Linked DNA regions of Homo sapiens: region 1 is linked to region 2. Evidence: read pairs that join two places in POLR2A ChIA-PET (ENCODE). Cell type or tissue: GM12878. All regions are shown on one strand. Each heading gives the region's core, and the rest is flanking DNA. Links, peaks and the distances in the headings are about the cores only.

Region 1 (6,131 bases), core at 530-5,529, 250 kb after region 2:
GCTTAGAGGTCATGGTTCCAGAGGCAGGAATGGTCCACCAGGAGACACAATGACTCAATTGAGCTGGAAGTTAAGACTGCCACCTGGTCACACTGGACTCCTCATGCCTCTGACTTAGCAGGCTGAGAGGGGAGTAATGGTGTTGGCTGGGGTGATATATGTAGACGGCTACTCTGCAGTTGAGGTAAGGAAGAATAGTTCTGGAATACAGGATATCTCTTAGAAAGTCATAGTATTACCATGCCCTATGATTAAGTTCAATGGGAAATTACAACAACCCTAGCCAGGCAGGACTAGGAATGGCTCAGAACTTTCAGGAATGAAGATTTGGGTCACCTTACCAGGTAAAGAACCATAATCAGATGAAATACTTGCTGAAGGCAAGGGGAATATAGAATGTGTCCTGGAAAGATCATTAAAAATACCACCTATGACCACATGACCAGTTATATAGCGGTAGACTGTCATGAGTATTTCTAAAGAATGTATATACCCATTAATATATTAAGCAAATTTTTATTTTCATTCTTATTCCTTTATTATGTAATACAGGACTTACTGATTTATTTTGAGATGGAATCTCTCTCTGTTGCCCAGGCTGGAGTGCAGTGGCATGATCTCAGCTCACTGCAACCTCTGCCTCCCAGGTTCAAGCAATTCTTCTGCCTCAGCCTCTTGAGTAGTGGGGACTACAGGTGCGTGCCACTGCACCCAGCTAATTTTTGTATTTTTAGTAAAGACGGGATTTCACCATGTTGGCCAGGCTGGTCTTGAACTGCTGACCTCAGGTGATCCAACCGCCTTGGCCTCCCAAAGTGCTGGGATTACAGGCACGAGCCACCACGCCAAGCCAGACTTACTCATTTTATATGAGTATTTTACTGCGTAGTATTTAAGTTGTGGACTATCAGTGGAAGAGTAAAGCTCACCCAAGGACTTTACATTTTCTGCCGAAGAAATTAAGGTGTTTTATTTGTAGGATAGTTGCATTATGCTAGGTAAGGAGATGCAAATGGGTGCCAAGTTGACAAGAAGTGGACTTGTGATGGCTAATTTTAGATGTCAGCTTGACTTGATTAAGGAACACCTGGAGAGCTGGTAAAGCATTATTTCTGTGTGTGGGTGAGGTGTTTCCAGAGGAGACTGTCATGTAGGTTGGTGGACTGAGTGAGTGAGTGGGGAAGATCCACCCTCAAGGTGGGTAGGTACCAATCAATTGGCTAGGGACCCAGATAGAACAAAAAGGCAGAGGAAAAAAGTCTCTCTCCCAGAGTTGGGACATCCTCCTCCTCCACCTCCTGCTCTTAGATGTCAGAACTTCAAGTGCTCTGGTGTTTGGACCAGGGACATACACCAGTGACCACCCCCACCCCACCCCCAGTTCTCAGGCCTTTAGCCTCAGACTGAGAGTCACACCCTTAGCTTCCCTGGTTCTGAGGCTTTTGGACTTGAACAGAGCAGTGTTCCCAGCATCCCAAGTTCTCCAGTTTGCAGATAGCCTGATATGGGACTTTTCAGCCTCCATTAACACATGAGTCAGTACCCCTAGTTAATCCCCTTCCATATATTTGTTTCCTATTGTTTCTGTCTCTGGAGGACCCTGACAAATCCAACATCCCTCAGTTCACTATGCTCCTGCAGAGCATCGGTAAAACTTAGTACAAATAAGGAGGTGGCTCTAAAGGGTGCCTAGTAATCATTGTGTTCTTCACCTCCATGACCTTGCAGTAAAATTAAAATTTGAAAAGCCAGAGAATGTCCATGATGGAGCAGTTAAAATTAATTTTATTGCATCTTTTAAGTACATGTCTGATGTTCTGCATGATGAAATGGGAAGTACACATAAAGCTCTTTGCTTATGAAAGTATGATGGCTGTCTTAAAGCCAAGAACTTGTGCAATTGTCATTCTTCCAAGTAGAAATGGTATTCCATGAAGAATGTAGTTCAGCTCACTACTCAAATTACTGTGGCTCAGACTTGGATTTTGGACCGACATTTTCTTAAATGAATAAAGTGAGCTAGTCACTTCAAGAAAACCAGCTGATGGTATTGGTTAGCACTGGTAAAAATTTGTGTTCAGGTAAAATTTAGATTTTTGGAATCTGCCTCCTTGAGCTTGACAACTTCTGATTAAAGACTTTTGTAATGAGAATAGTCATATTAAGAATGTGAATTTTTGCTATTTTATAATGAAAATACCAACATGTAGAAGGTCTGCATAACTCCACCAACAAACTTTCCAGATGACCAGTGTATGATAGTACAAAATCACATGAGATAAATCCATTTAAAAAATAAATCAATGGACTTGAAGAGAGCATGATGTTCATTGATACAGCTACTAATTCCAAATTGCAACTCATCTTTACCAGTTGAGTTTTGGTATAGCATTAAACAAATATCCACAGTTACCTAAAAAGGCATTAAAAATATTTCCTTGTGAGGTTAGATTTTATTTATAAGCTTCAAAGTAACATTGCAACAGATGGAATACAGAAATAGGTATGGGAATTCAACTGTCTTCTAATCCACCAGGTACTTGCAAATACATAAAACAATGTTGCTATTCTATTTTTTGTTTAAGAAATTTTTTCATAAAATGACATTTTGATGAGATTAACATTTTTAAGTTAAATGTTCTCAAACTTTAAAAAAATCTTAGTATTGTGTATGTCAATAGATAAAATCCACCCAAAAGCTAATTGGGCTTTTCATTTTAATAGCATAAAAGGGTCCCAAGACCAAAAAGTTTGAGAACTGCTCTACAAGTTCTGATCACTTATTTCTGTCATGCTGAGAATAGATCTTGAAGTTGCCAGAGGCCAGTACTTCAGTAGTTTGATCCTTCTGTTTGCCACAGCTTTCAGTTGCCTATTTATCCTTTTCTACCATCGTCTGGTAGTACTTGGAAATATCAAAGAAATATCAGAGAATAAACCACTATCCAAGAAGAGGATAGTTGCAATCTGAAGAGTCATTGGCCTTCAAGGAAAAAATCGACTAGAGAGTACATGTAGTTGGACTGCATATATACCTTGGCAATATTTGTCTTCAGTTCTGTTGGAAGTTAACCTCCTGTGTTATCCTCCTACCTTCCTGGGGGCAATAGCCTACTTCAGGATGTGAGATCCGTAGGTGTAAGAACCTGTCCACGTCACTCATAAGAAATAATTCTTTCAATATAGGTTTAAAGTTTATGTTTTTAAATGTGTTCTTAAGAGGATTTCAATCATAACAGCTACTTGTTAATTCTTTTTATGTCTCTCCCTCACACCAACTTACATCATATATTACAAACTTTGGCTTTGGTGAGTGTTTCCCTAATCATTATTTTGCACAAGTATGTACATACTTGTGTAGATACATGTTTTCATAATGTTCATTTCGATTATATTACATGTTCAGCATGTTTCCATGACCACAGAATAGATCATGAACAGATTTCTAAGGACAAATGGTTCAATATTTTCAAATGTTGCATAGAATTGGATGGTTATGGACTTTGTATAATTTTTAACCCTTCCCATATAGTTTGTTGTACCCAAATTTTAGTTCTTGTAGCTGTTCAAATGAACAGGCATATACATCTATCCTTACACAGTTTTAGAAGTACTTCCATAAGATTCATAGGAGTGCAGTACAATCCTTTTAATTCAAGGAAGTGGGATCCAGAGGGCAAGAAATCTATCTAAGGCCAGATTCAAACCATAACTGTCATCAGGGATCATAAAATTTCCATGATGCCCTGTCAGCTGCTGTTCAGCTTACATGGTTAACAAGGAAGAAAGGGCTCTTCCTTTATTAGTGTGATGGATAGACTACTTGAGTAATGGTTGAAAGCCTAGGCAGTAATTGTCATGTTTTTGTCATTCTTTTTCTAAGTATGGCTCTTAAATGTCAGGGACATTTTTCTTGGCAGAATGAACACAATTTTTGTGTGCAGGGGACAGAGTTGACCTCCTGGGACTGCAGGATTTTTGTTTTGCTCCTCCAAGGTAGTCCATAGATATAATTTGAGTACTCTAGTATAGTAGCCTATGCCATAGGGATAGAAAATAACTCTGAACAAAAGAAGGAAATCAATGCCCTGTGATGGAGAATGGGGTTAAATAGATACAGCTGCAAGAGGCGAATTATCAACTCTACTTGGAGATTCACAGTGAGTGATGCTTAAGTTGAGATTTGAAGGGTGAGTAGACGTTTATCTTGGAGGGCATTCAAATCATAGAGAACAGCACATGCGGGGGCTCGGTGTTCTGAAAGTCACTGATATATTCAGGCAAATATCTTTTTTCCTACCCTGGGATTGGTAGAAGTTGCAATGGGAGGTAAGCAGGATCACATCACAGAAGGCTGATCCCCTGTTATAAATTTGGTCTCTCTGACTTCAATATTCGCTTGAGTTACTGTAATGACCTGGATGAGAAATGAGGGCATGAATGATGGAATAAGACATGATGGATTTGAGAAATTTAAAGACTGAACAGATGCCAGCTGAAACTTATCCAGGGTCCTAGTTCTGTTGAGCCTCAAACTAATTGGGAGACAACTGGCTGCCCAGGGATAGGAAAGTTGGTAGTTATCCAATTTGATTCGAGATTTCCTGAGTTGAGATCCAAGTTCACGTCACTCAGGGGCAATAGAAGGCATTTAGCCACACTGCTAATATTTGATTCTGAACTTCTTTACAAGACAGTGTGAGAGCGGTCAAACTTAACAAACCACAAATCTAAGAATGTAATAGGTTATGAGCACAATTCAAAGCTTTAATGCTGGTCACTCCTAATGTAAAAGGTTGGTGAAACTCCAGTTTTCATACAATTGATGTCCAGTGCCAAGGTCCATACTAGATGATACTTTCTAATTTGATTATACTAATATGGTAATTGAGATGTGCTGAGCTAATAATCTAATGATTGAAAGGCAAATAGTTGCACATTTATACTATTCTCACTCCTAAAATTCTCCCCCATTTGCTTTCCCTGTAACTTCTCTACACTAATGTGGCAGTTTGGACTGCCCATACCGGCAGATCCCTGGCTAATCAGTTTGAAAGAGTTTCAAATGAATGACATTCGATTTTAAAACAAAAAGCCCCCTGGCTCTTGTAAACAGAAATAAATGTAATGAGAGGTGAGAGGATATTGGGTAGCTCATGCAATTATCAGGAACAGGGAATCAAGCTCAGAAAATGTTAGGGGGATAGTTGACAACACAGCCCAAGAATCAACTGAAGGCATCAGTGCTAGGATCTCATGCAGCTGGCAATGCTGTCATCAGTCAGTCTGGCGCAAACAACACCAAGAAACAAAGACACTGGAGACTTGACACTTTCATTAATAGATGCAGCAGCACTCAAAGTCTCATAGGTAAGCATTTGATTAACTCATTCTAGGTCATGCCCAGCTCCCAAGAGGATAAGGGAACGTTGAGACTACATTTGGACTGCTAGGTTTGTAGCAGGAAACAGGCTTTGTCATGTGCAAGATCCATGTAGGAACCCATATAGTAAGGGGTTCTATTGCCACACTAATGTAAAAACACTCCAAAACTTAGTGGCTTAAAACAAACATCTACTATGCTCACAAGATCATAGGTCTGCTTAGTGATTCTTCTGGTCATAGCTGGGCTCACTCTGGTGGTTGGCTGGCTGGTAGCTAATTTAAGATGGCCTTAACTGGGACCACTGGCCCTATTCTATGTGTCTCATCTTCTAACTAGATTCTGGACACAATTCTCATGTCAATCACAGATCTCTAATATCTAGGCCCAGACCTGTCATATTGTCAGTTCTACATTCAATTTGCCAAAGTCAAGATTCAAAGGAAAGGGAAATTGTGGTTCCTTCTAGTCATCAAGAAGTAGAACCTAAGATTGGATGCAATAATAGCTTCAGTTCTCCACCTCTCTTTCATCTGCACTTTTTTTACTCTTACAATGAGGGACAAAGTCTCTTGTCCACCTTTTCACTGGGAAGCTCAGTTGATCTTTCTATTCTTTCAGCTATTAACGGCATCTATAACTAAATATGTCTGATTCGTTCTTGTACAAATTGCATATTTCACACAATTCTGGGTCTTTTTTTTTTTTTTTTTTGGAGAGTCTCACTCTGTCACCCAGGCTGGAGTGC
Region 2 (6,131 bases), core at 366-5,365:
TATTTATACATTTGCAACTTCAAAGTGGGGCTGACCATTTCCCTTTTATAAGGGTGCCTCTTTTCTTGGGCTTTCCAGGATGCCATGTCTCCTTTCTTCTTCCTTCCTTTACAGGCAGTGCTGTGTAGTGTGCTGACTACAGGTAAGGATTCTGGAGCCAGACTGCTTGGGTTTGAATCCACGTCCACTACTGTGGCTGTGCTACCTTAGGCCAATTTTTCATCCTTGTGTGGTTCAGATTCCTCATGTGGGACATGAAGACCAATAATAGAATTGTTGTGAGAGTTAAATGAGTCAATATGTATTGCACGTGGAACAGATCTGGTTAATAGTGCTATATGTGCTTGTGCCATGAACTAGTTCTAGATGCTTTACAAACATAATATCAACCAACTCTCACAACAGTTTTATAAGGAAGCACTATTTGTATCCCTATTTCACAGCCTGAGAAAACAGAAGCTTAGAGAGGTTAGCTAGTGTGAGGTCACAGAGCTAGTAGGTAGTAGAGTTGGGAATTAAACCCAGGTTTTTCTGTCTACCTGTAAAGTCTGTGTTCTTGACCACTATTTACCCAGTCTTCCATAGTAGGTGTTTTAAATTTTTGAGAAAGTTTTTTGTCTTTTTTTTTTTTTTTATTTTAATGGAGTCTCGCTCGCTCTGTTGCCCAGGCTGGAGTGCAATGGCATGATCTCAGTTCACTGCTTGAACCTCCTGGGTTCAAGCAATTCTCCTGCCTCAGCCTCCCAAGTAGCTGGGACTACAGGCGCCTGCCACCATGACCGGCTAATTTTTTTTGTATTTTTAGTAGAGACGGGGTTTCACCATGTTGCCTATGGCTGGTCTCCAACTCCTGGCCTCAAGTGATCCACTCCCCTTGGCCTCCCAAGGTGTTGGCATTACAGGCGTGAGCCACCGCACCCGGCCGAAAGGTTTTTTTAAACAGTTCTTCTCCAGCATGTTTGGCAATTTTGTTGATTCTATCTGGCTACCCTAAAGGAAGAGTATCTATCTCCTTTCTCCTGACTACAAGTATGTGAACACTCAAGATGAAAGAAGGGGACTAGCATCAGTAAATTCCCGGAAAGCACTGGTGACAGTCGCAGGAATAAACTAGGTCAATTTGTGTCTCATTGTCCATTGACCTATTGCCTTAGACTTGGTTAGATCTCAGTGTGATTCCAGCTGGCCTCTCAGCTTCTCTTCTTTTCATCCTCACATCTATCCTCCAATGGGATTCATGTAGCTAAACTTGCAGCTTTTCAAAAACTTTTGCTCTAAATACCTCTAATAATGGATAAGTGCCTCTGGAAACTCTGGGGAAGGTAGAGTTTAAAGCAGTCTGTGATAAGCATAAGATTTCTTTGAAGGCTCATGTTTTCTTAAGATTTCATGCAAATTTTACAATGTATTTCCTTTTTTTAAATTTTAAATCAATGTTTTATCTAGGAATGATTTTAGATTTACATAAAAATTGAGGGATAGTAAAGTGAATAACATATTCTCTTCACCTAGTTTCCCCTAATGTTAACATCTAATGTAACCACAGTACATTTGTCAAAACGAAAAGATTAACATTCGTATATTGCTAAGAACTCCAAACTTATTTGGATTTCACCAGTTTTTTTTTTTCACTAATATAGATTTTTTTGTTGTTGTTGTTCCAGAATCCCATCCAGGGTATGACATTGAACTTACTCATCACGTCTCTATAGTGTCTTCTGGTATGTAATACTTTCTCAGTCTTTCTTTATTTCCATAACCTTGATTAACTGTTTTGAAGATTACTGGTCAGCATTTTGTAGAATGGCTGTCAGTTTGACTTTGATGTTTTTCTTATGATTATGTTAGGGGTATGGGGTTTGAAGAAGCATACCATGGGAGCGAAGTGCTCTTCTCATCATATCAGGGGGTACATAATAGCAACATGGTTTATCTTTGATCATATTAATCTGGATCACTTGGTTAAGATAGTGCCTGCGAGGTTTCTTTTTTTGAGATGGAGTCTTGCTCTATCGCCCAGGCTGGACTGCAGTGGCGCGATCGTGGCTAACTGCAAGCTCCGCCTCCCGGGTTCACGCCTTTCTCTTGCCTCAGCCTCCCGAGTAGCTGGGACTACAGGGGCCCGCCACCATGCCCGGCTAATTTTTTGTATTTTTAGTAGAGACGGGGTTTCACCGTGTTGACCAGGATGATCTCAATCTCCTGACCTCGTGATCCGCCCACGTAGGCCTCCTAAAGTGCTGGGATTACAGGCGTGAGCCACCGCGCCCGGCTGAGGTTTCTGTACTATACAGTTATTACTTTTCCCTTCGTCTACTCTGTTCTTTGGAAGGGATTCTCTAAAACTTGCTCAGACTCAAGGAACGGGTGTGGTGATTAAACTCCACCTCCTGGAGTGGGGAGTTACATATATTATTTGAACTTTTTCTGCAAGAAAGATTTATCTCTTTTCCCATTCATTTATTTATATTGGTTTGGATTACTATTGTCTTAATATAAAATAAATCTTTTTATCCCCAAATGTACAAGTGGAATGACTTTCCAGAAACATGTGAGTCCTGAGGATACTCATACTTTCTAGCCCGCCGTTTGCGAAGCACAGACAAAACCCAAAGCCTCACTGGGTTACTTCCTTGCTTCCATTGAGTCATCCTCCTCAATAATACTTGTGAATGAACGAATAAATGCATAACACGCACAGGTGAGCGATGAGAAATACCAGCGTTGTCTGACGGTAAGGATATTTGTGTTCAACACCAGTGTCTGACCAAATAGCTACTCATATTTCTTCTGAAATTCTTTAGGGCACACTAAACATCTTCCATGTTGTCTAAGTGCTGGAAGGGAAATTGATTCAGCCACTTTTTGAAGGTGACTCTAAATTATTCTCTCAAAATACTCAACAGCCTTTACAATGTAGTTAAAAAAAAAAAGCGGGTGGAGGGGAGAAATGCCTGTCTAAAGTAGGAAGCCCCAAGAGAAAGCCCTGGGGCGTCCAGAGGCTTGGTTTCACCTGGCAGCCGTCTGGGACCAATTGCGGAGTTGAAGTAGCTCCTACGCTTTCTCATTGGTCCTCACCCAGGGGGAAGGCGTGGCTTCAAGTGTAAAAGGCGAGGAAGCCTGGCGGGGCTGTGGGTTGTTCCGCTGGTGGATGGTTTGGGGTTGGTCGGGCGGGGTTTCTTCCAAAGCTTTGTAGGCCTGCGAGGTACTAAGAAGTTCTCTGGTGGCTGGAGGGGTGGGTGGAAAGGACCAAGCTCTTGGTAATTCTCAAGGGGGAACTTTGGTTAGCTTGCTTTAGAAGTGAAAGATGAACGAAGAAAAAAGCGAGGGCACTTAAGCGGACTAAGGAACTCGAAAGAAGGGGAACTAGGCGTTGTGTGTGGGCAGAAAATACCTCCTAGGAGGTCACAGCAACTCCCTGAAGTCGTTTTTAGCAGGCTTGCCTCTTCCAGTTACTGTGCTTTCTTAGAGTTTGTTCTTTTAGAAGCTTAAGATACAATCTTGAATTGAGGTTTCTTCTCTCATGCTCAAGCCTTACTTGCTGAGAAGGCTCCTGTCTCTTGACTTCTGTTTAATCTCTACCATAGACTTTAGCAAAGCCACTCTTATAGCTAACTTACTGAAGTTACGTAAACTCCAAGAGAAATACACGGGTTTAGAGGTTCTACGTTTAAAGCAAGCGCAGCAATCTTTAGAACTTCCTTTTAGCTATTTGGAATCCCAAAGTCTCTATTAAACACCTGTCTGGAGTAATGGTGGAAAGTGACTAAAAAGCTAGCTTCTCATCTCTTCAGAGACTAAAAATTAGATCCACTTCGATGAAAACCATAAGAAAATGTAGATCAACTTTGAATTAGTTTTTTTTTGAGGGTAGGAAACGTCCCTTTGTGACCTATTAGTAAAAAAAACTAAAATGAACTTCAAGCATGTGGCTTTTAAGACTCCTTACTAGGAAGTTAGGATCTTAATCATATTCAGCAGAAAGCAGCTGTCTGCCTCGAAGACACGCAACCTGTGGGCTGCAACTGACCTTCCACCTGGTTGTGGAGGTGGGAGACTCGTTGACTGGCAAGCCTCAGGTAATGTCAGACTGACACACCTGAAAGCACTTCTGATAGCAGTTAGAAACTTAGTAGTTGAAACAGGAAATTTCATCTAGTTGAACAGATCGTTAGCATTGAGAATGGACACTTCCTTTAGGCTTACTAGGAAAGGCAAACCATCTGTCATGGAAAAGATAAAGTGGCATCTTAGTGACAGACTCAAAAGTACACAGCATGATGGATATGTTCATTATCTTGACTGACAATTTCACAGGTGCGATGGTAGCAAGTTACATAGCTTAAATATCGTAATTCTTGCGTGCCAGCTACAGAAAAGTGCTTTTTAAAACCATGTCCAGTCATGTAGGTCCACCTGCCTTAACCTGAACAAGGGTGAATAAATACATGGGTAGGGACATGAAGCACTCTCCCCTCATCCCCATCAGCATGGAGTTACTTTCTTCACACTGTCCTTACAAAGCAGGGTTCAAGGAGAAGAGCAGAGTTCTTTCCTTCATGTAGATAATCTGATCAAGGGATGTGTCTCCCAGGCTGACAATCCACTTGACAAAGAGTCACTTGACAGGTCTGGGATCTCGAAGCCCAAGGCTTTCCAACACTGTTAGTTAAGTGCTGTAATTAGAGCTGGGGTGCTGGGGCAGGGAAGGCTCCTGCAGGATGGTCAAGGATGGGAATAGGTGGCCTTGTTTTTCCACAGTTGCTTAACATTAAAAACTAGTCTTCTGATTAGTCATCCTGTAGCATTCTCACCTGTACTTGTGTCCTTTTACTGATAGCAAAACTTTCTCTGCTTTTATAGACTCCAGAAGCTAATACAGCAGTGACTTAGTCCTGCCAAATAAGAATTTGGTCAAATTTAAGTGCATGGTACGGATGCCTTATCTCCCTAATCCTTTTCCCGTTTTTGTAAACTTCAACCACTATAAAAGCCGAGGGAAACAAAAACTAACTTTACATAAACAACTTTACTTCAAAACTAATACTCTGGGCTGGGTGAGGTGGCTCACGCTTGTAATCCCAGCACTTTGGGAGGCTGAGGCGGGTGGATTGCCTGAGGTCAGGAGTTCAAGACCAGCCTGGCCAACATGGCGAAAACCCTATCTCTACTAAAAATACAAAAATTAGCTGGGCGTGGTGGCAGGTGCCTGTAATCCCAGTTACTCTGGAGGCTGAGGCAGGAGAATCATCTCTTGAACCTGGGAGACAGAGGTTGCAATGGGCCGAGATTGCACCATTGCACTCCAGCCTGGGTGACAAGAGCAAAACTCCGTCTCAAAGAAAAAAACCAAAAATCCAAACTAATACTGATAGATCACTGGGTCTTCAGGACTTTTCACCTAGGCTAACAGTAAAGACACTGGAAAGTTCATCTTTCCCACCTCAGGCAGAGCAAAATATCTACTACCGACCCAATTAACTATAGTTTCAACTGCAGGTGAGTCCTATGGAACTGATGTCTATATGTAGGTGTTATTGCATAGGCTTCTGGGGCATGCCACATAGTTCTAGAAAAACTCACATGGCTTAGGAGACAAGTTTAAAGTTATGGCTGGAGAGCAAGGTAGAAGGGGCTGAAACATCTCAAATATCAACTTCCTTTTAGAACAAGATGTGGAGTAGTGCAGGATTTGTCAATGGCACTCCCGCCATTCCTAAGGCTGCTTATGTACTTCTGAGCTTTGGCCTGATGCGTGTTTGTCTGTCTTGCAACTGGCCTCACTCCAATCTGAACTCCTGATGTCTCTTAAAGCTTGCCTGAGAACCCAGCTTTTTAGTAGCTCAAATCCTTACTATCCCTTAGGATAGCATTACTTTGAAAATCCTCAGTTGTGCCAAGACCATTTCGGATTCAACCTATTTTTGGGGTTCCTGCTTAGTGTCTAGTGTCTACCTAGAGCTGCTTGATGCCAGAGGCTAGTGGCTTCTTTACCAGGAAACTGATGGTAGCCATGTCACTTCTTGGCATCAAACCTGTCTAAAACAGTCCCTAGCTGAAGACGACTTTCTTCCTAATTGTCAGCCATTCAGATGAGAGAAGTTACAGGTGGTCGAAGGTGAGAACTAAGT

Evidence for each region. ChIA-PET counts read pairs that join two places held together with the same protein. Peaks named below come from ENCODE experiments on the same cell type or tissue, not always from the same donor. Only the 100,000 strongest peaks of a DNase experiment are listed, where the experiment ranks them.
Region 1: POLR2A ChIA-PET joins it to region 2 with 9 read pairs; 2 of 35 experiments call an interaction of 5 or more read pairs at or near these places.

What each region holds. Positions count from the first base shown.
Region 1 is chr4:77,442,243-77,448,373 of GRCh38, forward strand. No RefSeq gene overlaps it. Among named protein-coding and RNA genes, the nearest start is that of CXCL13, 160 kb to the right of the region's middle. In GM12878, for the core only: no CTCF peak of the experiment used is centred there; no DNase peak of the experiment used is centred there.
Region 2 is chr4:77,190,547-77,196,677 of GRCh38, forward strand. LOC107986292 (a long non-coding RNA gene) reads left to right here. Exons shown (of 4, transcript XR_001741742.1): 4 at 1,665-2,027. Among named protein-coding and RNA genes, the nearest start is that of CCNG2, 36 kb to the left of the region's middle. RefSeq lists an enhancer at 3,309-3,358. In GM12878, for the core only: no CTCF peak of the experiment used is centred there; a DNase peak (open chromatin) is centred at 3,365; H3K4me3 peaks cover 1,519 bases; H3K27ac peaks cover 1,499 bases.